5 separate regions of the Mus musculus genome follow, and regions 2, 3, 4 and 5 are each linked to region 1. A link is a loop called in an ENCODE intact Hi-C map of the cell type or tissue named here. Cell type or tissue: heart. All regions are shown on one strand. Links, peaks and the distances in the headings refer to the core of each region. The heading gives the core; the rest is flanking DNA.

Region 1 (6,427 bases), core at 522-5,521:
TGAGTATTAACTACAATATTGCTCGTAAATTACCTAAGATCATGCACAGTCCGTATGAGCAATAGGCATGCACAAGAAGCATGAACTCTTGGCCTTGGCCTTGAAGAGTTAAATATTTATTCTACTAATGTGGATAAGGAATTGGAGTTGCCAAGATGACCTTGCTCCCAGTATCCTTTTCCTCAGTCTTTGAGGGTAATGATCACCTGACTTCTTAAACAAAACAAAACAAAAACCACTACAGTCACCCCATACAAGCCTGATCTGTACGTAAATTGTGACCCTGTGACTCAGTTCTAGTGGAACTGTATCAGTGACAAGTGACTGCTAGGAAATGCCTTTCAAGAGCCATTGACTTCTGCTTTCCAGACGGTTGGGATTCAAATATGGTGGCTAGAAGGCCTACAGCCTTCCTGGGTAGTGACATAACCTTGAAACTAGACTGCATACAAGATGAAGCAGTGTGAAAGTGAGGCACCTGGGTGCTGGCTTACAATGTCAACTGCGGTCTGCTGACCTCTGTCTATGGAAACCAACTATTATTTGGGGAGTTTCCATTGTGGATGAACCCAGCGCTCACCCATCTCCCAAATATAACTTAATATTAAGGTGACTTAGCAGTATGAATGCTGATTATATAGTTCATTCAATAACAGAGCACAGGTGCAGTGGACTAAATCTGACAAGCCTGGAGTTTAATGGTGATAATGCATTTGCTTCCATGGGCCCATAAAGCCAGGTCACAATGGACAAATGAGGCGGGTGTGCCCTGGGGACCTTCTGAATGGCATCAGTCTTATTAAGAAAATGGCGGAGTTCCTATCACAGAGTAGGGACTCTCGGTTGTGCGTCCCCAGCACTCCCTATGCCTTCCCATTACGCATCTGAATTCAAGGCGCACTCTGTGTGAGCTGATGGTGGGTGTTCGAGCTTGGGCGATTCTTCGGCTCTATTATCAGCACGGCAGACAGCAGGAGGAGGGAGATGAGTCTGCATTACTTTTTGTAGGTCAGCCTGTACCTGAACATAAACAAATGGAACACTTTCAGAGAACGCCTGGAAAAGATATCTGCTTGAAAAAGAGACAGGCTAGTTATTCATATCTCATGGGATGATGTAGGAAAATAAGCCGTTTCTATAATCTCATCCCAGACCCCTGAAAGAGCCTAGTGATTACAAAGACATATTTCTGTTCCATCTGCCAATTAACATGTTAGTCATGCGTTTCTATCCGGCTGCTGTAGTGACTGCTAATTGTCTTACCCAGTGTGGATGATACCGGCCTTCCTCATGGATAGAACCCAGATGCCACGTCGATGGGCCAAGTGCAACACCTTATCATAGTTCCCAGAGGCTTGCAGTGGCCCTCTGACTAGTGAGATGCAAGCTGCGGTATTACGATATTCCCAGTTCTGCCCACCTGACATAGCTGCTTCCTGTCTTGATTTCCTGGTTTTTTGTTTGTTTGTTTTTGTTTTGTTTTGTTGCAGTTGTTGTTGTTTTTTGGTTTTTGGCTACCAGAGGGACAACTGTAATGGCTGTAATCTCCCAAGCCTACGTGACACCCAGACACTGACAACGACAGTACTGGAAGATGGAGCATCTTCGAAGAGTTCCCCAGATCTGGCCTTGCTGACTTTGGGCTGGCTCCAGGAGAACTGATCCCTTTTCTCTTTTGTTTTGTTTTGCACAGTTGACACCATGTCCTAACTTAGGCGCTGTGCTCGGTCTCGAGGGGCAGAAGGCTTTCCTGTCGGATACTCAGGCATTTCCCATTTATCAAACAGGATGTGAGGAAAACTCAGAACTGAAGCAGGCCCGAGACTGACTTAATTCTGGGGAGGAAGTGAAGGCCCAGGCTCTGGAGAGAGCTGCAGAAGCTGGTGACACTGGCTGCAGCTGGGACATTACAGTATTGAACGCATAGTGTAAGGTCGCTTCAGGGACCACAAACTCCATTCTAGTGTAAGACATTTTCTAATGGTCAGGAAAATGTTAAAATGTAGAGAGCACCTTCTTGGAGACAGGGGGTAGGAAGAATAGGAAGAGGAACTGTGGGAGGGGAGACCAGAAGGGGACAATGGCTGGATTATAAAGAAATAAAATAATAAGAAGAAGAAAAAAATGAAGGTGGACTCAGGGCATGCTGAGTTCGTTCACTGAGCAGTGGTTTCTGCCCATGGGTGGCATTCAGATGCATGCCTTTCATTAAAGTCTCTTACTCTGTGCTCTCTGTCATCCTCCCTGGATAGCCACAGAATGGAAACTTTAAATTTCCCATGGAATTTTTGTTTGTATTTCATTTGTAGCAATGTAACTTACCTCCCTCTCCCTCTCCCTCTCCCTCTCCCTTCCCCTCTCCCTCCCCCCTCCCCCCAGTCTGTGGATGTGGATGTGCCAGAAGTCAACTTCAGATGTGATACCTCAGAATGCTTTCCATCTGTGTTTTGAGACAGACTCTCACTGGCCTGGAACTGATCAACTGAACCTAGGATCAGACAGGCCAGAGATTCCTAGTGATCATAGGCAGATCTGCCTCCCAGTGCACCGACAACCACACCCTTCTCTCTGACTCGGTCTCTCCCACTTCCGGTTGTGTCTTATTTAGGTTTACCATTGCTATGATGAAACACCATGACCAAAAGCGAGTTGAGGACAAAAGGGATAATTTGGTTATGTTCCCACCTCCATAGTCTAAGCCATCGCCCCCTGTGGTTCTGGGGGTTCAACTCAGAACCCCATACTTATGCAACAAGCATCTCCCCAGCTCACCCCAGCTCATTTTAGACTATCAGAGTTGTTATTTAACTTGGATTTATCATGTTAATGTGGCAGTAAAACACAGCAACATTTTGATTTTCAGATACTAATGGGTATATTTCTTTTAATCTGTGTTTAAAGCCATAGTAATAAGATCCATTCCCAACTACACTGTTACTTTTATGTCCAGTAAACTAGCCATTAAGACCATTTTTGGCAGCAATTTCTGTAAATACATGAATATTCTTTGTGGAAAAGGGGTCTTTTTCTTTCCTTGGTGGAGACCAGGCTCTTTGATGGGTAGATTTGAGAAAAGCTGAGTCTTTATTGGATCTAATGAATGATCCCTTGATGAAGTCTAAATTCACAGGATGAGCTTCATGACTTTGTAGAAGTGCCCCATAGGAACTGGCAACTGGTAAGGGCTCAACAGATGCTTGGTGAATGGATAAAAGAACAAACAAGTCCCCTGGTAGCCCAACTGACTCATGAGTTGAGACTACAAGACAACAATGTTCAGTATATACAAGGAGCAAATCAGTACTTATAAGCCCACACCATAACAGGGAATGCAGGGAGCATAAAGGTGATGCATATAATGGAAATTGCTGAGGCCCCCTCTAGACCTGCTGAGTCAGAACCTCTGCAACTAGAGGCACAAGAATCTACATTTTAACGGCCTCTGCTGCAGGCACACCAGAGGTGTGCACGCACAGTAAACTTTGAGAACTCTGGGCATCCATGCTGGCTGTTCAGCTGAAGCCTCCACACTCAATGTGACCTTAGAATGAGGCTGGAATTGCAGCCAGAGCTGGGTTTTCAGGCCATCCTTTTGCAAATGTGCTTTTGTCTGGTGACACCTGCTGGTAGAGAGGGATAAATGGACAAATTCAGCCAACCAAATTGCAACTCAACTGTCCCCGTGTATCTGAGAAAGCTAGAATTCAGATCTGCTTTCACTATTTACTAGCTTGGGAATGGCCTCAATTCGTTCATACTTGGGTGGTATCCTTCTATTGCCTTAGGCTCGGCTAGTTCATTCAATTACCTTCCCTGGTTTTGTAGGGGGTGGGGGTTGTTGTTGTTTGTTTGTTTGTTGTTTTGTTTTTTACATTAGCTATTCCTATTCTTTCTGTGCTCCTTGGGAATATTACCAACCTTTGGTTTTCCACTAAAAAAAATGCACTCAACTTTTTAACCAAAGGATTCATTCCCAGACTTTGTTTTAGGGAAATATCAAGTCAATCTTTATTTCTTATTAAAGATTCCAAATGAGATAAGGAAAAACAAAAAGGAGTCCTTTGAATTTTTAGGGGTGGAAATGTGTGTGGTGGTGGCAACAGGTCATCCTTCATGACAGCAGCTGAATCCAGCTGAACTGGGTAAGATTGTATTTGATACTTGGTTGTTGAGAATTTCACATAGATTCAACATGAAAATTACCAGTCCATTTAGCAAGTCTCTTGCTTTGGGGTAATTAGATGTATTGTTTGTTGTTTGTATGTTTAAATACTAATTGGTGAGAGGCATGTTTGCACAACAGGGTGACTTGCTCCATGTATACAATCAAGACCTCCTTTCAGGAGGATGAACAAGCTGTTCCATTTTCTCTCCTCCTTCCCATCCTGCATGGTCTTCAGCAATATCTTATGTATCTTTCCCTTGTCATGGCTGGGCAGCAGCATCATAGGAATCTAACAAACTTGAACTTGGATCCGGCCAACCCTGTCACTTGGGCAAGTCACTCCCCTCTTTATCGGGCACCAGGGATCCAGTGATGCTCTGAGGATTCAGTGCGGAAGGGTGATGAAATGCCAAGTGTGAGAAGCTAGCTGAGCTTGGCTATCAGGTCTCCCTTCTTCTCCCCTCCCTTGATACAATGAGTCTTCAGAAGGCCAGTCAGCGCACACTGGGGCCTGCAACAGTGTTACTATCACATAGTTCATGCTGCTCCCCCTGCCCCCCCCCCACCGCTGTCCTGATAGGCGTACTTTTAGAACAGATGGATTAAGTAATAACGCTCCTCTAGGGCAGATGCTCTGTCCCAGTCTCTCTGTAAACGTTTGAAGGTCTTTCTGGAATGGAGTCTGACAGTCATTAACCAGCCCCACTACACACCCAAGAGGACTCCAGACTGTCAGTATTTACCCAACCTGGGCCATGGCTCTAGTGTAATTCCCCAAAGCTAGGGTTTCCTGCCCTATGGGCCAGGCTGTTCCGTCTACACAGATAAGCAGCTTATGTCTGACTGGCCCAGCCCCAAATCGGGAGAGGGTCTCTCTGCTTCTCCTTCCCAAGCGTGACCTTTTTATTGGCAGATATTGCCTAACAGGGTGGCTTCCTGCTCATTAGCTAAGCCTACATGAGCTAATGTACAGACTACACTACATTAGTGACAGAGCTAGTTCAAAGTTAATCTTTGACTTAAAGAGATCACATTTTGAGTAACACCCCATCATAGCACCTCTTCTGTTCAAGTTATCGACCCCCAAATTTCTTGCAAATGCCAACATATTGGCAGAGTGTGACTGAACGCATTTTGGCAGTGAACCTGGCGATGAAAATAGAGCCAGGAAACAAAAGACTACAAGACACAAAAGAAAAGGCAGGCACGGAACTCCAGTGTTAGTATAAAGGCGCGAGGCGGGAAGCATGCCGGCCTGGAGAGAGTGCCGATTCTGAACAACAATAATAATAGAAACTCCTGTCCGAGGGAGCGGCTAGACAGAGAGCGGTGTGGCTAACAACAGGCCTGGAATAAAGAAAGCCCCAATTTATCTGTCCTTGAAGGATTTTAAGGTATGTTCAAAGTTTAATAAGCTTTATGGGGTCAGAAGGAGGATTATACCTTCCTCAGGAAATACAGGCATCAGGAAAGAGAGCCTTCGGATAAGTCCACTGTCCCAAGCTGCTATTTAGAACATTTGAACACCCTGTATGTTCCAGAAGGCTTCTTGTTTGCTTGGAAGTCTAAGTGTACTACACGCAGAGATGAGTTAATTATTAATAACAATTAGTTTAGTAATTCCTGCCTTCTTGGAAGTCCTCTTGGATGGCAGTATGTTGCTGGAGACCTGGGCCCACTGCCTGGACCCTTACCCCTGTACTTATTGCTGTCCCCTAGCAGTAGCTGCCTAGGGGTCCCTCCTTCAGCCATTCAGACACTGACCGGAGGGCTCTTTTGCCTACCATCATTTAGAACAAATACATGGTCTGTAGAGCGCTCCCCATCCATAGCCCCAGAGTCAGGGTGTTCTGCAGGAAGCCAGGGTTGTGTAAGAGAGGAAAGGGATCAAATGGCCTACTTTACTTTATATTAGACTCCGGGAAGAGAAAGGAAGTTGAAACCGTTGATTGAATACAAGTCAAGAACATTCGTAACTTGTGTTATTTGCAAAAGACTGGCCTCCGACTGGGCATGAAATACAAAACCACAGCGTTTCCTTTGTCCCAGAGACATAGGGTGGCAGAGTATGAGGCAGTTAAGAAGACACACTCCTTTCACTGGGACTCCCACATCTCTTTCTTCCACATCGATTTCTCTTATTTCCAAGAAGGATGTCTGCAAAGTGCCAGGGGGCTGGGTGTCTTGAGTCGGCGGGTGCTTATCACTAGGGTAGTCTAGACAACGGCATGGATTTGTTTCTGAGCAAAGTATGGCCAGCAT
Region 2 (6,427 bases), core at 966-5,965, 48 kb before region 1:
ATCATCTCAAGTTTGTTTTTTTGAGCATCCATGAGACTAATACTAACAATAATGGCACTAAAACTATTGGCTCCAAAGATATTTGTTAGCCGTGCTTCTTTAACTAGAGTTCTCTATGCTAGCTTCTAGAGGAACGGGGTGGAGATTGTGAGTAGCCAATGGTTATTCTGCCACAGGTCCGACCTTAGGAGCTTCAGTCAACAAAGGAGATGAAATACAAAGGAGCACTTCCCTTGCTTTGAGGTGGTAGCATATAGCTCTCCCAACATTGCTCAGACTGATAGGCATGCTGTGCAATTGAAAGAGTCTTGTCCTGACTGACAGTTTGACTGGTAATTAGTGGGCAGAGGGAAGGTCTTCATAGACTGAGGAAGTTCCATTAGAGTTGTGCACCATTGTGCGGTTTGGGTTTTCACCACTTACAGACTCGATGCTCTCCTCTCTTCCCCTCCTCAGGTCATTCTCTTCCTGATCATGCTGGTTATGCGCAAGCGTGTGGCTCTCACCATCGCCTTGTTCCACGTGGCTGGCAAGGTCTTCATACACTTGCCTCTGTTAGTCTTCCAGCCCTTCTGGACGTTTTTTGCTCTCGTCTTATTTTGGGCATACTGGATAATGACACTTCTCTTCCTTGGCACTACTGGTAAGAAATGCAGTTTCTTCCCCCGTTCATGAATCTAATTTGTACCCGTACATTTTAAGTCATCAAAGAGGTTAGGGGTGTAGCTCAGTATAGAATGCTTGCATCCATGGGTGAGAGCCTGTTGGTCCCTAGTACAATACACCCCCCCCCCAGAGAGATAGAATTCTTCATAAATTTGTTGACAGAGATCTAGTAGCCATCAAATCTTAACAAGAGGGGGCATCAATAACTCATGCTCACTTCATGACTTTTAGCAGATCTTAGCAATTTGGATCTAGACCAGCTAAGCCCTAAAACATCTTAATTTTGAGAGGGTCATGGATTTGAAGTGGATTCTCTATTTACTCGGATATTTGGATCCATTTTGAAATGAATTAATAAATTCATAGCCATTGTGCCTTGCTTCACAGTCCAGAGTCATCCTGGACTACTATTGAGTTCCTGATAGTGGAGCACAGGACCAAATATTAAGATATGGGTGTTAACTGTGAGAGGTGAGGGTAATGACGGTGACCTTGTGTGAAGCATCTCTGTCCAGTCAGCTCATACTCAGTAAAGGAATAGGACAGTTATTTCTATGCTTAGAGAATAGTTTACATCTATAATTACTGGGTAAATAAAACCCTGGGAAGGAAGGAAGGAAGGAAGGAAGGGGAGGGGAGGAGAGGGGTGAAGGAAGGAGGGAGAAACAAACAACATTCAGGCCCAAATAACTGATAATGGAATTAGAACTATATCTAAATAGATTAGTTTAAACACCTTTGACGATGCCTTAGAAGAAACCAAATGTGTAATTGTGTGATGTTTAGTTTTGCAACTGTTTAAAGTTATAACAATTGCGTCCCATAGTGAAACCGCACTAAGAGCCAGCATATTGAGTGTTGTGTGTCGCAGGAAACCCTACTGCTTGTTCACAGTCCGTAGCCACGGGTCTTAGTTTCTGCTATATGTGATGTGTGATGCTTCTTTGCTTCCTTGACATCTTCCCAGGCAGTGCTGTTCAGAATGAGCAAGGCTTCGTGGAGTACAAAATCTCCGGGCCTTTGCAGTACATGTGGTGGTACCACGTGGTTGGCCTGATTTGGATCAGTGAGTTCATTCTCGCCTGTCAGCAGATGACTGTGGCAGGAGCTGTGGTAACATACTACTTTACTAGGTGAGACTTTTTACCTACAAGAAAACCCTAGTTCATTGAGTTAGCCATGGCTACAGGCAAAGATAGTGGGGCTAAGGCAACAACCGTCTCTTTTCTGTTTTGTTTTGTTTTTTAAAAAAGGGAGTTGGAAAGGATGTGACAAATGTATGGTTGGTAACTTTGTGGAGTGGATATTCCTCCTCTCACACTTGGCTGTAATTGCCTCCAAACCAGCTTAGCAGACCATGGTGGGACCTAAGGACCTATAAAGAAGTAAACTTGGTTGAGTATCAGGTTAAGAGACCATTAAAAGGCAAGCTTCATTTGTTTCTCTCAGAAGAACTGTCGTGAGACCCCTTTTGCTACCTTCAGGACTGAGACCTAAAGGAATAATCTATTCAGTAGTCTGTTCTGAGCTGCTGGCTGTAGAGATTTTGTTGGTTTTGTTTTGGAGACAGCTGGCTGTCCTACACTAGGCTAGCCTCAAACTCACAGAGGCTCGCTTGCCTCTGTCTGAGCTACCATCGCACCTGGCCAGCTATAGACTGTTTCTTAAAATTCCATTTTCTGATGATACAGTTTATTCCTTAAATAGTCACTAATAAGAACTTTCAAAACCAGTTTGATCTAAAGTCACAGAGCATAAGAACTGCTCTGTTGGTGTTGTAGAGAAGTGAAGCTGATTTTGTAACATTTTTACCACAGTTTTGGTTACTTTGTCAGTTTGTCCTAAAGCTAGATAATATTGCTGTGATTTTTTTTTACACTACAGTAGATTTCAGACCATATATATCTGTATTTCCTTCCTGTTCTAGATTTTGTTTTAATTATCTTCTTGATCATTTTTAAAACAGGGATAAACGGAATTTGCCTTTCACACCTATTCTGGCATCAGTGAATCGCCTTATTCGTTACCACCTCGGTACTGTGGCAAAAGGATCCTTCATTATCACCCTCGTCAAAATCCCCAGGATGGTCCTCATGTATATCCACAGTCAGCTCAAAGGGAAGGTGAGAGCAGTGTGTTTAGCCAGGCTCTCTTGGGGCGCATACACCAGACCTCAATTCTGCACATAGTAGGATAAACTTCTAGATGTTTTCTTCAGAGTCTGAACAAAGTGGGATCCAGTTCTTCCTCCATGTCTCCCATGTACACATTCCACATGCCCTGAACAATCATCTGTCTAACCACGAGTCACCAAGTTTATTGAAACAGAAGCACTTCTCTACCCTTTTTCTTAAGAACCCATAATAACTATATATGATGTGGGTGTGGCATGTTCTGATACATGCATAAGTGTGGAATAACCAAGCCTCCTAGCTTCACAGCACTTATCATATCTCTGTGCTAAGAATATTCATACCCTCATATCCAGGTCAGCTCTGTTAGCCAAGTGTCCCCAGTAGGAGACAGCAGAGGGCAGTGAGTCTAACAGTAAGTCTCTAACCTCTGAGCAGAAGCAGGGGAAGTGGCCTTTGACATTGATCTGGGAAAGGATTTTTTCTTTGTTAAACAGAAAGAACAGGCAACAAAAATGAGCCTGAAGAGTCAAGAAATCCACCTAACCCGTATCTCTCATAAAGGGTTGCTGTCTAACATATATGAATCCCCTACTGACTTTGGAAATAATTTGTGATTTTCAGCATGGCTGTGCTCACAATCTACCTTTCCCTGGAACCTGGTCCAAGAATGTTCTCTTCCTGTTCCCCACCCTCACAACACGGTGTCACCAACCATACTCTGACTCCAACCTTTGGGTGTTTGACATTTATTTTGTCTTGCTGGTCCTGTGTCTTCCTCTATCATATATGTAGTCGTTAGTATATAAATGTTGCTTTGAAGTGATTTGAAAATAATTGGGGAAGACGTAGGTATGGAGGCCTTAACTTACATTGTGATTTTAAAATTTTTATGTTTCTCGAATTTGAAGTTGTTTTCATGATGATTAGATTTTTGCTTCTGTGTTTGTTAATTATTTTTGCCTTTTCCTCTCTCAGGAAAACGCTTGTGCACGATGCATGCTGAAATCCTGCATTTGCTGCCTTTGGTGTCTTGAAAAGTGCCTGAGCTACTTAAACCAGGTAACACACACTACGAGTGACCCACTTTCAAATAGACAGGTGCCATTCCTTCTTCCAAGATAAATTAATTGAACTTAATTGAAAAAAATCTGTGTTTTTCTTCTGGCATTATACATTGTTTTTTGACTGAGTATACTCAAATTTTGTTCCTGTTTTTAAACTAGTGTATTTGCTCACTGACGTTATTATGTTAATCTCAGTTTTGATACATGGATAAACACATCATTGGGTTCATCTTTCTTCAAAAGTCCCTTTTTTCTTAATTCACATCTTTTTTTTGTTCTTGCATTATGTAAGTACTGTTTGAAAGCTTTATTTTAGTGGAAATCTGCTCTGGGTCCTTTTTAGACCTTGACTCTTCTGCACAGTTGCTGCTCTTGGTAGAGATAGCTTGTTTCTTGTTGTTTTGTTTTAATCAAACCGTGAGATCTCTCCAATATTGGCCTGAGGAATATTATCAGAGGAAGTGTTGTTTCTTTTCTGTTTCTGTGTGCATCCACATGTGTGGAGCCCTGAGGTCTATGTGTGCATGTCTCTGTGTGCATCCACATGTGTGGAGCCCCGAGGTCTATGTGTGCATATCTCTGTTTGCATCCACATGTTCAGAGCCCCAAGGTCTGATACCTTCCTCTATCATTGACCACCTGTTTTTTGAGTCAGGGGCTCTCTGAACCTGGAGCCTGCTGATGTGGTTAGCCTTGCTGGCCGTCACACTTTGGGGAGTCTCCTGTCTCCTCAGTTCTGGGATTACAGGTGCATGCCCCAGTGCTCAGATTTTACATGACTTTAAGACTCAGTCCTCATGCACGGCAAGCACTTTACCGACTGAGCCGTTGTCCCAGCCCTAGGAAGCAGCACTTTGAAGGCTGACTGAAGGAGTTGACACTTAGGGACACAGGTTAGGCCTCCCTCTGTGTTTCTATATCTAAACAAGCAGAACTTGGCTGTAGAGCTATCTTGTCCTCATTTACTTTTTTTGTTGTGCGTGCGTGTGTGTGTGTGTGTGTGTGTGTGTGTGTGTGTGTGCGCGCGCGCGAGTGCGCTCCATAGCTAGCATGTTTGCCCCTGAGCATCTTTTTTAGTGTGTGTGGTATGTGTGTGTATGTGTTGTGTATGTGTGTATGTGTCCTCCATAACTAGCTTGTTTGTCCCTTGACCATCTTGTTTAGTGTGTGTGTGTGTGTATGTGTGTGCATGTGTGTCTATGTATGTGTATGTGTGTGTGTATGTGTTTGTGTGTGTCCTGCATAGCTACCGTATTTGTCCCTGTGCATCTTGCCAGCCATTCTTGTCATCTAGTTTTTGTTTACTTTCTCATTCCCTAACAATCAATTTTAATGTATTGATGCCCTCATTCAACAAGCCAAAGCGAAATTGACTTTCTTACCATTCACCTCTAAGTGATCGACTTTCCCTCCACTTACCCATAGCCCTGTGCTCCGCCTTCACTGTATATTATCCATAAGGTGGATGTTCTGTGTCACTGGTATCGGGCATGCCTGCATTTGCTTTATTGAGCGAGCTCTGTGGCTAATATGAGCAAGTGGATATAATGCTTCATTATATTTAATAAGAATATATTCAACATGCTTTTACAGGTCATATTATTATCTGTGAATGAACAAGTGTTTGGAAGCTCATTTAGAAATATTAATAATACCCAGAACAACCGGAAAGTTTCTTTAAAATTTTAACTGGGAACATTTGATAGACCGACTAAAAGTCATTGTCCTTAAATGGTCTCCTTGCGTAAGTAGCACATCCTCAGGATGTCAGGCTTAGATTGCATCTCTGGGCTCCGTTCCCCGCCCTGTGCCAGAAACCCATCCTTGGTAACCCTTCTTGCAATGGCCCAGCCCTCTGCTGAGCTTCAGGGCTTGCCTCAGGAAGAACATTAAGGAGTTGAAACTGTCTGTCACTTCTTTATCTTAAGCTGTAGACTGACAGCTTAAAGGCAGAAATCTTATTTGCTTTGTCTTCTCAGAAGGTAGCAGAGTGTCTGATTCACAGGCACAGGTGGTCTTCAGGTGCCTTTAGACTGAATTATTAGTTATGCCAGTATTATGTAGGTTCTAAAGGGCCAACCAAGTGAGAGTCAACTCCATTGAAGCCGTGTAGCTGTAGTGAAGAGGAGGGGGAACCCTACACGTCATGCCAAGTAGTCAATGACAAGTGAGATCAACAGTGTTTCTACCATACCTAACATCTTCAGTATGGTTACGTCATTTCAAATAAAGTACTACAGATGCCTGACAGAAACAGCTTAAGAAGAGGAATTTGGCTCATGGTTCGGTCATCATGGTAGAGTTTATGGCAGGAGTCCATGGTGGACGCTTTTACCACAGCAGGCCAGGAGGCAGAGCACAGGGCCAGAAGCAGGGACTGAGCAGTGACCTTCAGAGGCTCAACCTACTTTTTCCAGCCTTGCTTATTGAAGGTTCCACAGCCTCTAAAACAGAACCTCCAGCTAGGGGGCAAGCCTCCAAAACATGAGCCAGTGTGGGACCTTCCAGATTCAAACATAACCATATCCTATGTCAGTAGCTCACTTGTAATTGTGTGATGTT
Region 3 (6,427 bases), core at 653-5,652, 560 kb before region 1:
CCCCAAACAGTACCATCAGCTAGGGACCATGTATTCAAACATGTATGTGGGGAACAGTTCACTACATTCAAATTGTTTATAACTCCTGGATCTCTTTGTATTTCTCTATGTTGCTGTGTGACCTCTCCATCTTGCACATGCTAGCACCATGATGCCATCTTCCATGAACACCACCTGTTCTTCAATTTTCAACCTCCAAAGTTGAAAAGTTGTGAGCTAAATTAATCTCTCTCCCTCTCCCTCTCTTCCCTTCTCTTTCCACCCTATTTTGACAACAGAATATAGATGAATACAATCATTTTCGCATTAAAAATAGCACATCATTGCTTCATACTTCATCTTGTCCTCTATTATCAATGAATTATTGAAGGTTCCTTGTCACCTCTTTGCAAAGGATCTATGAGAGACACAGTGAAGGACAAAGGAAACATTCTCACCTTGAGTGTGATCAAGAACAACCTTTGCCTATTGGCTCTGAGATGACTTTCTAGACTATAAAAACACAGCAATTGTATTTCTAGGAAGAGAAACAGATATACGACCTATTGAGTCTAATCTGTCCTCCACTAAATAACTTCCAAAAGATAAGAAAATTGGTGTTTGCAGACTCACAGGCTGGACTTTATTCCCAGCATCAATTGCTAATCTACTGAGTAAAGCCTGGACACTTAACTACTGTGGAAACTGAAGTTGTAGTACTTTCAGTCATTAAAGGAGTATGAACCTGTAACGTGTTCAAAGAAGCCAAAGACTCATTAGAGAGACTTTCTTCATAAACTCTGTTACTTGGAAAGGTCTCTCTCAACTCATCTTCGTAAAAAGAAGCAAGTTGTTCCAGGAATATGGGGTTTGATTTCTTTAGTTTCAACTAATTGGCCCAAGACCCTGAGGTAAGGGAAGAAGTGAGACCAAGTGTGGTAAGGGAGTCTGGTGGAAAAAAAGGCTCCTGGCAGTATACATGGCTAAAGGATTAAAAACAGCCAGAAAGGAAAAGGAGAATCCCAACTGGTATCTACAAGCAAGCAATCTAGCTCTGTCTGTTGCCTTCAGAGCACAGTGGCCTGGAGAGTCAATGACATTCACTATTCCTCCTCCTTACCTCTCATTTGTCCTGTCAGTCCACTGACTGTAAGAGCCTCTCCAGGAACCACCGTCTTATGAAGTCCAATGGTCATTCACACAGTGACCTTGCTCACTTGGCAGTTTTCAGACCTAAGTAGCATTCTGTCTCCCAGGAGCACATTCTAGTGTTTGACACGTTTGTGCCTCTTCTCCTTCCTACTGCCCATTCCCTCCCAGTTTCCTTTGGTAACTTCTAAATCTCAGGCTAAAACGTTCATTCTCTTCAGGTAAGTAAGCTCATCCAGTCCCATGACTTAAAAAATCAAAACAACTGTGTTGGGGTGTGTGTGTGTGTGTGTAGTGTGTGTGTGTTGTGCTGTTAACGTGACCATTTTTACTTTCCATCATTGCCCCTGAGCTCTCGACTGAATACCAACTGCCACATGCTTCAACATAGGCATCTCTGTCTAGTTCACAAACTAGAAGCCATTTTTTATTTTTCTTTTCCTGGACCCCTACCTATGGCCTGTGAGCAAATGCTACTGGCTCTGAATTAGATTCTGACTGACATCCTTCCTCCCTGACCTCTTCACTGTCCCCTCACCCTCTTCTACTGCCCTTTCTTCCCATCAAAGACCACATTCTCTGAAACAGGGATTAGATCAGGCCACGCCCACCATGCTCGCCATGCCCGTTACTCTGTGGAAAACCTCCAGGTTCTTCACTATCCTAACAATGAAAGACAACTCAACGAGGCAGCAAGATCCTGATTCCATCCCCCACTCCCTGACCAAGAGAGATTGGATTCTTCTTCCTTGGCAGCCAAGCATTTTCCCAATTGTGTTTTTTATACTCCATGTTTAAGGTGTGTTCTCGAAGCCCACCATCCACTGCCGCCCCTGCTCATTTTGTTCAGAACTGAGCTTAAGTGTCTCTCCTCAGACAGGCTGTTTCTGACTCCTCCCCACTGTTAACTCATCACCCACAGTGTTTTCTGTTCTTCAAAGCTTGTCCACTGTCATTTGCCCTTCACCAATGCATCATTAAAGATAAATTTGATTTCATTCGATATAACATCCCCTGAATCAGGATGGATGGCCGGCATTCAAAGCTCAGTAAATATTTGCCAAATTAATACATAACAATGCTTAGTGCATTTACCAAGGACAAGTTTAACTGACACCTAACTTCAAAGGAAGCACCATTTGTTGTTTAATTAGCTTTGTATCTTGAGGCAAATTTCTCTGAGGTATCATTTATTCAACGTGTAAAATGTCTTGACTCCCCCTGCATAGGGTAGGTTACCAGTATCTGGCAAGTTGAAAATAGTTGCTAATTTTCTCCCCTGTTTTTTGAAACTTAATACATGCTATAGCACTATCCATATGGCCCAGAGTGGGTTTCTAATCTGGAGCGTTAGAGAGGGCTTTAATCAATATTTTGGTCAAGATTTGTGGGTAACTTGTATTTTCATCTGGGTTAACTAACCTTTTATGATACTTTTTTTTTTTACTCTCAATTATGAATTTTCACAGGCATGGTTGCATTATTTCATTAAAGTCTTATAGAACTCTAGAAGATACAGTTGTGTAGCAGATAGGCTTCTAGGCCTACTCAAAAGCCAAGAACCTGCATACAAAGTTCTGACCTGTGCCCTGGATAAGGACCACTTACTGCACATTGTCCCAGCCATTCTGAAGCAGTCACTATAGACCCAGGACCAACTGGGGCTTTTTGAGTTACAAGGTTCAGTATGTATTTTTTTCTCTGAGGCTGATAAGCCATACACATCTTCACTGTCTCAACAGAGCCCTGCTTGTGTGTACACTACTTAGCCTAGCACTGAATTCTGGAAGCAGAGAAAGGTGGAAACGAACCCCAGTGCCTCCCCCATCATATCTTTTTCCCAAATGTCTACTCCTTGGGCCTGGTGACCATTGCCCTCGCCCCCAGCGATGCATATGATGCTGTGTCCTTGTAGCTTTGGTTGACTAAGCACCCAAAGTTACCTTTCTGTAGCTTCCACAAAGCTAGCTCTGTCCTCATTACGGAAGCCTACTTATACTGCCTCCTCTTCAGCTTAGTGATTAGCAACCAGTACTCCATCTATAAAGCTTCTGACCCCTCATTTATAGTGGCTACTCAGTCACTATAAATGTCAAAGGCATCAGAAAGGACACAAGCTTCTTTCATTTTGAAGTAGCACCCCGAGTCCATTCTTCAGAACATTTGAACTTTCCCTGACACTTGCACCAGCGATGAGAGCAGCTTCCTCTCTGGCCTTATAACACTTAAACAGCAGGTGGTGCTACGGATGCACAAAAGGAACTTTGTGTAGACCAGCAGGACTGTCACAGCTTTATTTTGTGACTCATAACATAGAAACAAGCTTTTAAAAAAACACGTCATATAAAGTTATTCACAATACAATTTTTTTCAGTTTTTTTTTCTTTTAATGAAAACGATTTAACTTAGAAATCTGCTCTGAAACTTTTGTCTAGTTTTGCAAATCTCAGATATTCCAGTGCAAAAATAGATCCATTACAGACAGCATAAAGTGCTTGGAATGAGGGCCAATGATAAAGAAAAAGCACAAAACCAGCTTCATCCTAGGGCAGGAGGGAAAAGAACATACCGAATCCTTATGGAAATATAAATGTTCTACAAAAAGGGATGCAACAGTTTTGAATCAGAACAGTATTACTGTGGCGTTACACTATTACCAGCAAATAGTAATGAAAGTACAAATTAGTAATTCAGTATCAAAGTGGTTCCCCATTACATAACACATGGCTCTTTGGAACAATTTTACCTGATATATACAACCATGAGAAGACAACAAACAATCCCTTTAAGTCAATGCCTACTATACAGAGAGCAAATGATGTATGTAACATTTATAGTCATGAGGCATATGCTTGCGGTACAGACACCAAAATACAGTAGTTTGAGGTTTGTTTGTTTCATAATGAATTATGCTAGGTATATCTAGCGAGAGGACTCACTTTCTTTTGTCTTTCTCATATTCACAGTTAGTAAGTTTTCCACTATTTTTTTTTAAAGTAAACCAGAAGTGTTTGCACTTGAGAATTTCTCAACTCACAATGCACATCTCCATAGGGAATCTAAGAAATTCTTATTTGAAGATAGGATTGATTTTTAACTTTCTAAAATAATTACGTTTAAACAGGAAAGTTGAAGATTGCTCTTCAGATAGTGTAAAAGGTAACATAATAGCTACAGATTGTCTCTAGCTTCAGAAAAGATTTTAAATCTACACTCAATTGATTTTGTTTTCAAAAATGGTGCCTTACTTTTGTTGTTGTTTTGTGGCCTCAAAAATCTGAGTAATTAAAACAAGGATTTTTCTAAGGGCTGTACATGGTGATAATGGACTGAGAAAGCCAACGGAAGTTTGTTTTTGAAAAATAAAGACATGCTTCTTTGATTTCGGTATCTTTGATATCTAAAATGAATGGTATGCCAATAACTACTGGAAACACACTTTCCTTATCATTTTAGAAACCTATGTTGACATTAGTATCAAACTTGTCATTTTTCCTTTCAAGCAATGAATTACATAACATTATATAAACATAATTTGAAATAGATCTGAAATCTTATTCTTCCAAATTTTTAGAAGAAGTTAAATAAGGATAGCAAAAGCTCACTTGAACTTTGCCCAATACAGGAACTTACTCATATTTTTGTTTTGTATGAAGACGGATGACATTGAGCACTGGTGAAATAACTATTTTTTTCCACGTTGCTTGCAGATGAAAACAAATTAAGCTTGGGTTAGAAAAGTCTGAAAAAATATTTCACGTGGCAGAGTTTGTTGATTGTTTTCCATGACTGGTTAATGACGGAAGAGATGAACCATTCGAGATCGTCAGAGGTTTAAGTGGGTGTCTCTCATCCTGCAAAGCCCATTGTTTGCCCATATGGTGAGGATCCCAAAGGTCAGACGCATCGATTGTATCCGAGAGATTTCAAGCTAGCTGCTCTCCCTGGGAAGAGGGGGTTACTTAGTGGTCCTTCTTGGCTTCTGTATTGATGCTATCAAGTAGGCAAGGGTGTGGCCATATTCTTTCAGTGGATTTTACAAAATAAACCTACATCTGTACATCAATCAGCTGAATAAATGGCACAGGAAATCTGCTAGCTCCCCCTCACTCCTATCCAAGCATCTACATAGTAATGATGTTTCAAAAATACTCCATCTGCAACCTGAAATGAATAGTGCTCTACAGGATCTTAAAATATGGCCTGAGATGTTGACTACCACATTGTTTTCTGGTCACTGCGCTAGTCAGACATTCTATCTTCAAATTTACCAAGGAAAATAAAGGCATGAGGCAGTCCGGGCACATTCCTCTATGTGACTGACATCACACGTGTACAGTTCTAAGCTTCCAGAAGCATTGATAAAACTTAAAATTCCAAATAATACTAACAATGCAAACATTTTTGTCAAAATGAAATGCCACCCTTTCATTTTCTAGGTTAATTCAAACAGTTAGAAAGAACTAGATTTCTGTTAAATAATGAAGGATCTCAAGGTGTAGTGTACCCATCTTGTGTTAGGAGACAGTCAGCACAAACCAACCCAGACCTGCCACGTGTAAATGCACTGGATCTTTCATGCCACACCCTGAACTGAGCCGCTTGCAGCCCCAGCAGTTTGGCTGCTAATCTTTGCTGCTTAGGAGGATCTAATGTATTTGAAAAAGTCTCAGAAAGATGCTATGGCAAGCCATGACAGGGGCATGGGCAACACTGAACAAGAGAACCAAGTACCTGGGTTAGAGAGATGCACATTTTGTACAAGACAGCCACAACAGCAGCTCATCAAAGAGAGAAGGAAAATGGGGATTTAGTCACATGTGGCACCGTTTTTGTCACCTGATATTTAATGATGTCAACCGACAGTAGGGCGGTTTTCACAAAAGTGTTTGTGACACACTCAGTGCTTCAGACTTTCTGAGCAACTTGGCACTAGTAACTCTGGCACACTCATTGCCAGCAATGGATGTGTCACCGGGAAACCTGTTTTGTGGTTCAGCATGGCTTAATGGCTTAATGGACGAGGATGTGTGTGCCTTTGACTTTGATTATCACTGGCCATGACTATTTGATAGACTGTTGTTGCAATCCTAGTGAGAATACACAGGAACAAAAAAAGTATGAATCCAAACCCAGAGTCTGCTTGGTTCCACACCAGAGTTTCACATCTGTATAAGGTAATGAACTAACTTCAAGTCATTTTCACTAGAGAGCCATACAAGACATAGGCTACAAAGGCACTGCCCCTGTAATGGAATTGTGTTCTCGTTGCATTGAAGTGCATTGCATTGAATAGTGT
Region 4 (6,427 bases), core at 1,001-6,000, 480 kb before region 1:
AGGGCGGTCTTTCTTCAAATGGACTCTTCCTCAGAAATATATTTTTTTAAAAAAACATGAAAGATGGATCTTTTCTGGTTGAAACCAGCACCAGAGACCTTGAGCCTGGACTCTGCCACACCCAGAACATTCTTCTCCAAGTCACCCTTGGGAAATGGACTGAAATTTGAAAGAACACCCAGAGTATGACTGGGCTAAATTATATCACCAAGTTCCAGCCAGGCCCAAGTTTCTACAAAAACAAGATGTGCAGTCCAGGAAAAGATTTCTCATTCTCAAACCTTCAGCACTCACCACAACTGGCTTCAGGATGTCCATGTTGTAGCGCAGTACTCTCTCGGCTGCATCGAGCTTCTTCCTCGGTAGACCACAGAGGGCAGAAACTTCCGCATCACCAAGCTGAATAATTTCTTCTAATTTTGATCCGTTACACAGACTGGCCAAATGTAATTGGTAGCCTTGCAAAAATACCTGGAAGGGTTGGATGTAAACAGAGCTGTGAAAAAATTATCAGGATGGAAGGCTGGCTCCCAGACACTTTGGGGGGAGTGTAACCTCAGTACATCTTGGAAGAGCTGAAGCAAAGCACTACTGCAGTCACCCATGGAGGAAAGAACCTTGGGATGAATCGGACACAGTCAGCCATGTTCCAACACTGCATGCTGACTCAATGCATCCCACTCTCTTGTCCCAATAGCACCGGGAAATCCTTAAGGCAAGTCTTTTTCTCAACGCGACTGGAACACATGACTCAGCTAATGGAAACCCAGAGTCTAAACCCCTGGAACTATGAGAGGAAGGTTATGCTAACTCTTCCAGAAATGTATTGATATTGGACGCTGAAATTAGGCTGCCTCATGGAAACAATTATACCGTGAATCTGTAGGTTTAGATACTTGACAAATGCATAAAGCTATGTTTAAGGAACATCACAATTGTGAGTGTTTTGTTTTACTTGCCCCCAAGAAGAATACGGAAAAGTGGGCCTCTATCAACTCAACTGTAAAGTACTTCTACGTCATCCTCACCTGTTCTTCATAGCAAACCCCAGGAAACTCTCTTTGGCCATACGCTCCTACCTAGCTACCCTTCCTAGGTTTAAATAAGTAGTGCTTTTTCATACCTGAGTCTCACTGTCCAGCAGAGAGAGACCTCTGCAATAATATGGGGCTGCCTTGGTTTACAAGGCTCGTACCTGTGTCTATAACCCTAGAACAGTATTTGTTGAATGGATGGCTTATTACAATATTACCAACCCCTCTATCAGCTTAACTGAACGCAGTCCATTCTGGTCACAGAAACCTGTAGAGCATCGCAAGGGGCGAAACCAAAGCCTCTCAACTCCCATGCAGTTTCGCAAACAGTGAAGGGAATCTGCGCCACCATGTCGTCCACTCGCCTGTCACTGACTGCCAGATACTCAAGTACACTCCAAGCTTGCTCCTGCCATAAGTCCTTGTCACCATGCTGTGGTGAAGAACCCCTAAGACACTGAAACTCAAATTACCATGCAAAGACCTTCCCTGGATGCCTCTTAGTTTAAACTGATGGCATGCAACAGATATGAAATTGGCAGGGGGCAATGGAAATTATGCTAAATGAAATGATTTCGAAAGTCTGCTGCCTCTGGCCCACCTCCCAGCCACACAATTGGTAAACACAAGACATATTTTCCCAGTTTCATAAGAGCATGCAGTAAGCACATTTTCTTTTTTCTAACTTGGAAAATTTTCAGCCATGTGAAGCAAAGCCCTCTTCAATCATCAGCCCCGCCCATGACTTCTGCTTACTGTAAAGTCAAGCCAGTATAGAGCCGAAAGGCTGTACATGGGGTCAATTCTCCTTTCTGCCAGAGAATAAAGTGAAGAAAAAGCTTTCGGGGGAACAACATATAGCCATGCACTCTGCCCAGGAGTGGTACAAAAATAAATGATGGCGAAGAAGTTCTCTAGGACCCTAAGATGCAAAGCCTATGTAAACACTAATATTACATACACTTAAAAGTTGATCAGAAGTCTCTTTATGCAGCTTCCCTGTCTTTAAAAAGCAGTAAGTGCTTCATTTAATCTTTTGTGATAGATTCCAGTTTAAGAATCTACGTCTCTGGCTCTTATTTCAGAACAACATTTAAAAAAAAAAAAAGCTTCTTAATTCACCTTAACAGAAAATATAACCCCTTTAGGGGGGAGTCATTACAATGCCAAAGGACAGACACAGAAATCAACTTCCTTTCAGCATACTGGCCCTGATGCTGGGTGACACACCCCACTCACTGTAGGGTTCGTCTGTGACAACCAGAGTCACGAGTCAAATGAGATGAAACTAAACTTCTGAAGCCTGACCATTTCCTTCACAGCTTTTTCAAAGGCCAGGGTTTTTCTTTCTTTCTTTCCAGGGCCCCCAACAGGGTAATAGTGAGGCCCCACTGATTTAGCTGAAGGTAGTAGCTTACCTTCTGGAGACCAACATTCGCCTGCAGCAGGCTGTCCACAGTAGATCTTGGAAGGGACAAATTGTGCTGCAGGAATCCAGAGAATGTTTCATTGTCCACCAGAAAATCCTGGAGCTTCAAATCTATTGGAAAATTGTGTTTGTTTACAGTTAATAACTCAAAAAAAAAAAAAAAGACTCAACCGCTATGGGGAAGGTGGAGAATAGAATATTGATTGCTTCATTTTAAACGGATGGGTGACCACAGGCTTCTGGCTTACATACACCGAGAAGTGAGTTTCAGGAGCTCCGTCTCGCTGGCAGAGACATGAAAAGATTGCTTTCTGATGACATGTTGAGCCACACTCAGTGTGGGCTCCCACAGTCCAACAGCACAGTGGTGTTGTTACACACATGGTCTTTCCTTGTTGCCAATTGAAAAACCAACCCTTTTAAATGATCTCATCCATCCTACCTGAGGTTTGTGACATGAGCCCTGCTGCTCCTGACTCCTCAGTGCCGCCTCACGTAGCTAGCACTGAAAATACTGAGTGCCTTATTTCCACAAGCCACAGGGGCTAATCTCCCAGATCAGCAGGCAATGGCTCGCTAACATTTCTGTGAACCAGAATCGCTTGATGGGTTGCCTCAGCTAGCCGGCTGGACAGCAGTCTCAGAGCATCTGCTTCTGCCAGCTCTGGCTGCAGCAGCTGCATGTCTAACAAGCTCCCAGGTGGTGCTGATGTTGCCTGCCTGGGACCACACTTCCAAGAATCACAGGGGAGTCCTGTGAGCATATCGAGGTGTTTAAATAGACATGGTCTCTTCTTGGTTTCAGAACAAAACCTGGGATTTCAGAACTATAAAGTCCAGTTCCTCCAAACACTGAGAAAAATATGTAAACGTATGTTTGAAATCCCACCCTTTGCTTTACTAAATGCAGTGACTGCTAAAGGCTTTCATTCCGACTCCCATTAAACAATAAGCTCTCCAAGTACCAACTCCCATTAAACAATAAGCTCTCCGAGTACATCGAAAAAAGGCTTCACTCCAGTGGCATGAAATAGAAAAGAGCACTGGCCAAGAATTCAGAACGTCAGTCTCTGGCTGGAGGCTAGGTATGATAGTACCACTTGAATTTCATTTCTTTAGCACCTTTCTGAGCCTTGGGCCCCATCATCTGTAAAGCAAGAGGATTCTGAGCAGATGCTGAGTGGTGCCTGCCTGAAACACCAACCATTTTCCTGCCTTATTTTATTGACTATTTCATCTTTCTTCTTCCTTACCCCTTTAAACTTCTAATAACCCGAATTCTTTTTTGAAATTAAAACAAACCAACACCACCACCCCCCCAAAACAAAAACAAAACCAAGCTCATCTGGGACCAAGTGGCTGACCACTAGAGGGCAAACTTTACAAACTCAAATCAATTACCCGAAGAGGGGTTCCATCTGAAAACAAGACTGCAGTGTGCACTGATGAAACCGTTTCTCTTGGGATCTAAAAGGGTCTCCCTTCGTAGAGACAAACAGTCCAAGCAGATTCTTAATAGATACAAATGACCCAGGCATCTTCAGCATGGAGCAAACTTCAGTAATTTTGAACGGAGCTGATAAAACAGTGATTCTCCTCAACTCATCTATAGTTTTATCCTAGGGTTCCTCATACTATGCCACAGCTGATCTGAGGCCTGTCAATGTCCCTCCTTGAAATCAGCACTCAGCCATCTGTCATCTGCCTGGTGTTTCCATCGTACAAGACCCCACACTGCTACCACTGAACTCAATTCTTTGAGTTGCCATACCCACAGAACACCTAAGATTCACTTAAGAGGCACACAAAAACTAGTTTCTGGGTGTCTATTCCTTCAGATTACAACCAGGGGTTCTAAGGTAGACCACCCACAAATCTCCATTTTAATAAGCAGCCTCCACATTTCCAATACAGCGGGTCTGGAAGCCATATATTATGAAATGTTATTTTACTTAAGTATAGCCTGCATTCAACTCTAACTTATAAAAATGCAGAATAGGTCTTTTATCTTAGTGTTCCAAATACCTGGAACAAAGCCTGGTACAAAATTACTGCTCCAGCAATGACACCTGACTGAATGCTAGATGAGGTGACCAGAAAGACTTCAGAAGGATCTTTGAGATTAGTGGGTCCAGGAAGAGACCAAGGAGGGCAAGAGCATCAAATCTCTAGGCTATAGCCCAGGAGGAAATAAGAACCCTGACCACAAGTGTCTTTTCAAAGACAACAACATCTAGAACATCCCAGCATCCCCATGGTGGGGGGTAAGGAGAAGGAAGGAAGACAGGCAGAGAGGCTTCAGCCAAAGCTTGAGGTGAAAAGGCAGGCATGCTTATAAATTAGTTATGTATGTGTGTATGTATACACACACACACAAACACACAATACTTAAGTTTGTGTATGTACATAAATCTCAAAAGAAGAGGTGGAGAATAGATCATTCAATAGAGCACTTTTTTCAATATGAGCAATGCTCTACACACACACACACACACACACACACACACCTCATACTGGGAAACCAAATTCTGGGCTCTGTATCCATGTATTTCTAAGTTTATTTGACCTACTTAAACTTCCATGGCCTTACCTATAAAAATGAGGATCAAAAGAGAGCTCTGTGAACCTTGATAGAACAGAATAAATCTATGACCTAACACTCAGATCAGCCAGTTGAACACAAATTCCTCCTGAGCAAAGCCACAGCAGTACACAGCATCCTACGTAGGAACTTCAGAACAGCTCCTTCCTTCAGGGCAGCAGAAGTGTGGGAGGTTTGACCCAGACTGCACTCTGAAAGGACCTAGGTCACCCAGCAACACTCTGGAGACCAGCAAATGTACTTAGCATGTTTATATGATGCTTCCGTTATGTCAACAGACGCTGCAGATAAACAGCTGGATGTGATCAAACACCAACTGCCTATCCTCTGGATGAGACACAGAAACCAAAGAAGCTGGTTAAACAGCCAACAGCCCTTGGCAGTGCATGAACATAATGTGGCAGATGCTGGGTGGGGATGATGCAGGAAGGCCATAGAGCCTTGGCTACAAACAACTTGCAGTCTGGTCACGTGGATATGCACACATTATCTGCTGCTGTCCTATCACCGCTGACAGCTGCAGTACATACACACACAGGAAGACAAAGGTGTGTGGTATGATGGCTCTTAACCTTGGAGGCTGCTAGGCCCACTTGGGAATTTTAAAAAATCCCAAAGCCCAGGCCACACCCCCCAGCACAATGAACCAGAACTGTGAAGGACAAGAATTGGGTCTTGAGAATTAAAAAAAGAAAAAAAAATCTAACCAAGTTTGATGTGGTGGTGCATATCTGTAATGTCAGTAGTCAGGAGGCAGAGGCAGTAAACTGCAAATTAGAGGCCAGCCTGGGCTACGGAGTAAGTTCCACACCCGTGCTTACACAGGAAGTCCAAGCCTCAAAACAAAACTATGCAGGCAAAAAGAAGTTTAGGACCATAAAGCCCAAAATGTAATGCTGTTTCTTGCTATAAATTAGCTGTGTGGCCATAAGATGCCACTATACCTTAAAGTCCTGGGGATAAGAGACGTATTCATACACTTGAGCAATTAGCAACTGGCTAGGGACAAATGTTTATTAAATGGTAATATATTAATTGTCACTAAAATGGCAGTCTTACTGCACTATAGAGCAATGTGCAGGAAAAAATAAGAACACAGATCTTCCCTCTAGGGATTTTCTTGGTTATCACAGATTTGAGGTATAGGAGAGGAAAGGGGGGAAAGAAAAAAGAAGTGATATGAAGACAGACCACAATGGCTTTGTCCTTGCTGGTTTCTGTCTTCTGTATGCAGCTAGCTGTGTAGGAGAGTGCAAAGAATGAACCAAGCCAGATGACTGATACAGCTAGTAATCTTGGGTGAAGCCACTGGATGGATGGATGGATGGATGGATGGATGGATGGATGGATGGATAGATGGAT
Region 5 (6,427 bases), core at 474-5,473, 210 kb before region 1:
CTGCTCAAGAGGTGGGGGAAGCACAGTCTGAGAGTGGGAAGCCAGAGCTGGTTTGGGGGTTCCTGGGCCTGCAGCAACCCAGCAGGGCAGCAGACCTGGTGGTGATCATGGCTGGGAGTGCAGAGAGGCCTTCTATGGGAGACTAGATGGTTGGTTCTATAGGCGAAGGCCTTCTCCATGGCTCCCCACTGCGAATCTCAATAAAAAGAGATAGTCCGTGGTTCCAAACCTTTTATTGGCATGATGGAAAGTGGATGCATAAACCCACCCTACTTCTCAGGGTGGGCCTGGGATTAAATACCTTTTGCAGAGAGGAATGGCTGGGAAGGAATGCTTATTGGCTACACCCTCTGGGCTTCTAGGTACCTCATTAGCATAGAGATCTCTGTCTTGAGTCTACCTGACCACAGGTCACGTCTCTTTTCCTATTGTCTTTATCTGAGATGATAGGGATGCCTCATCTACACGTGGAAGGGCTTGGGGTCAATTCCCTTAGTGACTGATGGCCACAAATCCACGGGGGTGGGGGCTACACGACAGGGGCCTGGTGCCAGAGAGCAGGTGAAGCTCCTACTGTCTCTTCAGGGTCTCTGGGGCTTCAAAGCCTTTAGCTCAATGAGGACCAGCCTACCTCTCACAGTCCACTCCTTCTCCCCCACTCCCCACACGCATGCACTCTTGTTTTCCAACCACCACACCAAACCACATGTTCCCTGACATAATGCCTGGTCCTAAGGTTCCTAACAATGGTACCAAATGACTCTAGACCAACACCTATGAAAACATGGCTTAAGTAACCCCTTTTCTTATTTAAGCTGATTCTGTGACAGAAAAAAAAATGACTAATACAGCCATGCTCCCTTTCCTCTGTGCCATGATGACTGGCAGTGTCCCCAACAGTGGGCTACCCCGAGTAGCTGGTTAGCTGCATAAAGAAACCATGAAGTAGGACCATAGACTTGTGAAGGGCATTTGTCGTGTTATCATTGAAGGTTTTTTAATCATTCATTATTACAGCATGAGCGGTAATATCCTGAGTGATAAGTTCCCATTTTCAGGATTAATAAAAAAGAAAACCCTGAAGCCCATTTAGTGTGTTTGGGCTCCTAACCACATCTGTGTGTTATGTCTGTGAGTGCCAAGCCCTAATCTGTGAGCTGAGACCATCTGTACTGTGGTTGAAGATGGTGAATACTGTATGTCTGTCAGTCCTGTCCATCTGTCCTCAGCCATCATTGTCTGGTTTCTTTCCAGCCTCAAACATGTCGGGCATGTAGAGTTTACTGCTGGTTATACTAAAGGGATACAGGGAGTGCCCAGTTGACTATGAATGTTCTCATTATATCTATGATCAGAGGACCCCCACCCCCTCATGCTCTCCATTCAGGGTATTCTGAAGGAAAGGGTCCCTAAATGTCCACAGCTCCCTACTCAACTTCCTATACGTGTATACTTTTTTTAAAAGATTTATTTAGTTATTTTATGAATATGTCACATGCATGTCTAATGGTGTTAAGTTTACAAGATGGTGTTGTATCACCTGGAATTGGAATTTTGGAAGGTTGATTTTTTTAATATATTTTTATTAGATATTTTCTTCATTTACATTTCAAATGCTATCCCAAAAGTCCCCTATACCCTCCCCCCTCCCTGCTCCCCTACCCACCCACTCCCACTTCTTGGCCCTTGGCATTCCCCTGTACTGGGGCATATAAAGTTTACAATACCAAGGGGCCTCTCTTCCCAGTGATGGCAGACTAGGCCATCTTCTGATACATATGCAGCTAGAGACACGAGCTCCGGGGGTACTGATTAGTTCGTATTGTTGTTCCTCCTATATGGTTGCAAACCCCTTCAGCTCTTGGGTACTTTCTCTAGCTCCTATATTGGGGGCCCTGTGTTCCATCCTCTAGATGACTGTGAGCATCCACTTCTGTATTTGCCAGGCACTGGCAAAGCCTCACAGGAGACAGCTATATCAGGGTCCCTTCAGCAAAATCTTGCTGGCATATGCAATAGTGTCTGTGTTTGGTGGTTGATTATGGGATAGACTCCCCAGTGTGGGTTAGGAGCTGGGTCTGGACCCTCTGCAAGAATACCAACACTCTTAACTGCTGGGGTAACTCTCCAGCCCTAGATTTGTGTCACTCCCAAAGCACCTGCTATGTTCCTCCTAAGGCCTCCCTACACGTGTGCTCCTGGAGCCCCTTCAGTGGCGGCTTATTGTGTAAACCATTGTTCATAGTGGTCTCCTCTTTGGCTAGTTGCGGCCTGGCAGGTATTTGGGTCTTCCTGCGTATTCTATGCTAAATACTATTTAAAATGTCTCAAGAGTCACAGACAAGTTTTTTAAAAAAAGATTTCTGAATAAGGAATCAGAGAAGCAGTGAGCTGAATCTAGGCAAGCGCTTCCTTTAAAAAGCCGTAATGTAACAAAAACCAAAACAAAACAAAACAAAAAAAAAAACAGCTAGAATTTAAAAAAGAAAATTACAGCACTCTGAGGAAGAAAAAAATGTTTTCTTCAGTGCTGTAACTACTGGAAAGCATTCCTGTAAGTAACCCTAAGATGTAACATTCTTTGGTTCACACACTCAACAGTCAATGAAAATAGATGGGAACAAGAGAAAGCTAGAGTGGGTAATGGGGTTGAGACGACCAAAATCCATCATGCACCTGCGTGGAACACTGTAATGAAAACACTGCCACGTATACTAAACATTCGCTAAAAGAAGGGAAAGGGGCATGTGGGCTCATATTTAAATAACAGGCCATTGCCTCGCTGAGACATTGATAAAGCTAGCCCCCCAGGGGAACACCTCAATTAGCTCTATTTTCCAGATGATCAGATCAAGACCCTGAAGTCCGATTCTTGTCCCTGTTCCTCTTCTCAGAACAAATCAACCCTGTGGGAAAAAACTGGGCACCAGATAGCGCCGGCACAAATAACTGCCTCGTTTTTGCGACAGGCTGTGTCTCAGGACTTCTTGGCCGCCATAAGAGGGTAATGAGCCCATTGATCATTGCTGTGTTTCAATAAATATCTTTTTCCTGATAATGAGCCAATTTATAATCTAAACCCAGACATTGTCTGGCCTCAGAATACGTGATAAATATGTATCACCATAATTGTTATTATTTGGTACTGCCATCTGGGTCACTTTTTTTTTTTAAATAAAGGGGTTTTTGTGTGCTTTTGAGAGCTGCTTCTTCCAGGGTACCATGTCCTGGAGACGCTGTTTCAAAGAATGGCCTGGGAAATAGCAAGACATTGGAATAGCCGTCTCAAACTGTTTTCTACTGTATGCTCCCATTTCTAACAAAATCTCCAGCCCATAATGACCCCTGCCAATCATGCAGCTGCAGTTTCTTCGGCTCCAGATACACCAGGCCTGGTGCCAGATGTGGTGGAGAACGCAAAGTTTTGCAAGGGACAGACTGGTCCTTGGTACTCAGATAAATGAGCACTCTTATATGAGGCTGAACTGTGGGTGGCAGATAGGCTATTTTGCTCTCTCTCTGTGTACTTTACCATGCCTCATTCTATTCCACCATCAAAGAAAGTGGTGCTACTGTGAGCAGGTCAGCTTTAATATCACATAGATCGCTGTAAGGCAAAGTGATGCTTTGAGTATGAAAGGTGGGGGCGGGGCGGGCTGAGGTTTCAGAATGCTTTCAGCTACATCTATTCTGATGTCCCTGCATGAGCTTCCTTTTTTTCCCTGGCTACTTGGGTAAAGAGGCCTGGGTCATTTGCCTCCCAGGAAGGATGGAGCAGAGTGGAGTGTGGAGAATGTCCCCAGGCCAGTCCAGCATGGCAAAATGCTTTCTTGTAATTACATAGGAGAGGCGCTGGGTGCAAGGTGGTAAGAGAAACTATGCAGAACAACTAAACTAGGAGACTCACAAGGCCTGAGAGTTATTTAATTCTCAATGGAGAGGTAGGTACCTTCTACGAGCTTCAAGCACAGAACCAATGTCATCACTTGTTATCTTGATGTTCCTTATAGTAGTGAAGTAAATGATTTCTGACAAGACAATCCCAAAGGCTACCCTGCAGGACTATGTTGTGTATTTAACCAAGCTGTATATGTAACCCAGTAATTGTCTACTCACTGAAGTTCCTCCCTCCCCTGTGTCTTCAGGGTTTCTCAGCGTAACTAGCCCTGGCTGTCCTGAACTCACTTTGTAGACCAGGTTGACCTCTAACTCACAGAGATCTGCCTGCCTCTGCCTTGGGTGCTGGGATTAAAGACACGCACCATCACAAATGGCCAATTTTCCTTTCTTTAAATATCTAGAAGCATCCCAGTCTTTTTTTTTTTTTCATGTTCTTTTAGGTGAATGTGTGTGTTGCCTACATGTTTGTCTGTGCACCGTGTGCATGTCGGGTACCCAGCAAAGCAGGTGTCAGATCCCCTGGGACTGGAGTTACGGAGAATTACGTGAGCCATCGTGCGATTACTGGGAACTGAACTCAGAATCTCTAGAAGAGCAGCCAGTGCTCATAAATGTTGAGTCATCTTTCCAGCCCCAGATATCTCATTATTTAAGGACTCAGAGTCAATTTTATCATCTGTGATTTTTTAATTTTAATTAAATGTTAATTTTTAATGTATCAGCTTGCTGGACCCAAAACATTTGAGCAAATGATATTCTGGCTGTTCCTGTGAGGGTGTTTTTGGGTGAGATGAACAATGAAATCAGTGAACTTTGAGTAAAACAGATTGCCCTCCATAATGTGAAGGTCAAGGGAAACAAACCCTCGTCTTTTAAAGCCAGCAGTCGACCTTCAGCTTTGAACTCCATGTCATACCAACACTCTGGGGTTTCCAGCCTGACACCTATCCTGTAGGATACACAGTGAGGTTTTGTCTCAATAAAAGAAGGGTCAGGGGGTTGTTCAATGAACTCTGGTATAGAGCAAACTAAGCCCTGAGCTGATCTCCAGCACAGCAGAGAGAGAGACATAGACAGAGAGAAGAAGAACAAAGGAAGGGAGCGAGGGAAGGAGGGAGGGAGGGAGGGAGGGAGGGAAGAAGGAAGGAAGGAAGGAAGGAAGGAAGGAAGGAAGGAAGGAAGGAAGGAAGGAAGGAAGAAAGGAAGCCATTTATAAATTGTAAGTTTGACTCAAATTCCAATTCTACAATCAGACAAACTATTTCCTGTTTCTTAGTCTCTGTCATGTGATAGGTAATATTGGGGTCTACCTCACAAGGTTGTCATGAGGAGGACATTCAAAAGTGCCTGGTCCCTCCTGCTTGACTTCTGAATGAATATTAAAAAACTGTCAAGTGAACATATGTTGTCCTGGTCCAGCATGAAACTGGATCAATAAACATAATCTCAATAATTCCCCCAAAATATAGCTCTTCAGGCCCTGCTAGTCTCTGAGGTGCTGGGCCTATGAAGTCAGAAGGCAGGGCTGTAAAGACGGAAGGCAGAGTTGTAAAGATGAAAGACAAGGCTGTAAAGACGCGGTTGAGCTTGCCTGGCTCACAGAAACCTTTAAGCCTTGTGTGGGGTACATGTGGGTCTATGCTCACCGCGGCAGGGGGGGGGACGGGGGGACTGGGGGGGTATTGAAGATAATTTTCTATGGAAACTGAAACAAGCTTTCTCTTCACCAGGACCTTCTCCAAGCTTCCAGGCTTCCAGGCTTCAGTCATGGGCCCTAGAGCTAACAGAGAGCTGGTTTCTGTACAATACTTCTGAGCTCCCAGCAAGCCTGGGTGAAAAATAAACTGGGCAGTGGAAGGTGCTGGTCTCCAATCAGCGATCTTCCCTGGTGGTCCCTGTTCCTTTTCCTGTCACTCATATGCCTTGCTGTGTGTGCTCATTTCTCCCTGTCACTAAGAGTTTTGGACGTAGGACTGTTGTGTTGAATGTTTGTTTACTTCCAAAGAAAAGAGACTCCTATACCAGGTTGGCATCAATATTTCCACAACTTCTACTTGCCCACATCTCAGAAAAGGTGGTTCACTCACAAGTACCTGTCTTATCAAAAGCAAACAGCAGAGGGCAGTATGGGTGCTCCTTTCTGGGACACAGTTCACTAGAGCCACAGTTGAGCGATGGGTTTTCTCTGGTTGCTTCAGAGAAATAAAGGAGGAAGACTCGCGAATGTGCCCATTTTCTGTTGTTGCACTGTATGCCTTGAAAAGACACCCCCTCCCCCCCATAGCTAATAGCTATGTAGGTCAGAAGTTCAGGGCTTGCACAATTGCATTCAGTGAGCATGCGTGGGTGTGGCTGCCTGGAAGGAGTGACCCAGGAAACTGTCATTCCACAGGGAACCGTAGGCATGGCTAGCCAACTCAACGGTGCCAGCTACTTCAGTCAAGAAAAACAAAAGGACGGGGTCCAAGTGCTACTGAAGACTGTAGGAGATCAGCTAAATTGGGGGTTTGCTGTGTTTACAAACTCT

Evidence for each region. A loop is a pair of places that touch in the nucleus more often than their neighbours do. Peaks named below come from ENCODE experiments on the same cell type or tissue, not always from the same donor. Only the 100,000 strongest peaks of a DNase experiment are listed, where the experiment ranks them.
Region 2: a loop joins it to region 1, with 5 times the contacts of the local background. A loop is called at or near these places in 7 of 42 quality-filtered maps.
Region 3: it touches region 1 in a loop (3-fold over the local background); 9 of 42 quality-filtered maps call a loop at or near these places.
Region 4: it touches region 1 in a loop (12-fold over the local background); 28 of 42 quality-filtered maps call a loop at or near these places.
Region 5: a loop joins it to region 1, with 18 times the contacts of the local background. A loop is called at or near these places in 30 of 42 quality-filtered maps.

The regions. Positions count from the first base shown.
Region 1 is chr4:53,590,815-53,597,241 of GRCm38, forward strand. It overlaps a transcript of Slc44a1 not described here. Among named protein-coding and RNA genes, the nearest start is that of Fsd1l, 37 kb to the right of the region's middle. In heart, for the core only: a CTCF peak has its summit at 3,620 (motif pointing left); DNase peaks (open chromatin) are centred at 1,357, 1,737, 3,527 and 4,947; H3K27ac peaks cover 519 bases.
Region 2 is chr4:53,541,909-53,548,335 of GRCm38, forward strand. It overlaps Slc44a1 (solute carrier family 44, member 1), which reads left to right. Exons shown (of 16, transcript NM_001374697.1): 9 at 457-643; 10 at 1,634-1,799; 11 at 2,633-2,789; 12 at 3,777-3,860. Among named protein-coding and RNA genes, the nearest start is that of Fsd1l, 86 kb to the right of the region's middle. In heart, for the core only: a CTCF peak has its summit at 3,180 (motif pointing right); a DNase peak (open chromatin) is centred at 3,173.
Region 3 is chr4:53,027,390-53,033,816 of GRCm38, forward strand. It overlaps Abca1 (ATP-binding cassette, sub-family A (ABC1), member 1), which reads right to left. Exons shown (of 50, transcript NM_013454.3): 50 at 3,400-6,427. Among named protein-coding and RNA genes, the nearest start is that of Nipsnap3b, 19 kb to the left of the region's middle. In heart, for the core only: a CTCF peak has its summit at 3,366 (motif pointing right); no DNase peak of the experiment used is centred there.
Region 4 is chr4:53,106,712-53,113,138 of GRCm38, forward strand. It overlaps Abca1 (ATP-binding cassette, sub-family A (ABC1), member 1), which reads right to left. Exons shown (of 50, transcript NM_013454.3): 6 at 2,453-2,574; 7 at 295-471. Among named protein-coding and RNA genes, the nearest start is that of Abca1, 50 kb to the right of the region's middle. In heart, for the core only: a CTCF peak has its summit at 3,830 (motif pointing right); DNase peaks (open chromatin) are centred at 1,670 and 5,380.
Region 5 is chr4:53,378,826-53,385,252 of GRCm38, forward strand. The region is part of intron 2 of Gm12496 (a long non-coding RNA gene); the gene reads right to left. Among named protein-coding and RNA genes, the nearest start is that of Gm12496, 22 kb to the right of the region's middle. In heart, for the core only: no CTCF peak of the experiment used is centred there; no DNase peak of the experiment used is centred there.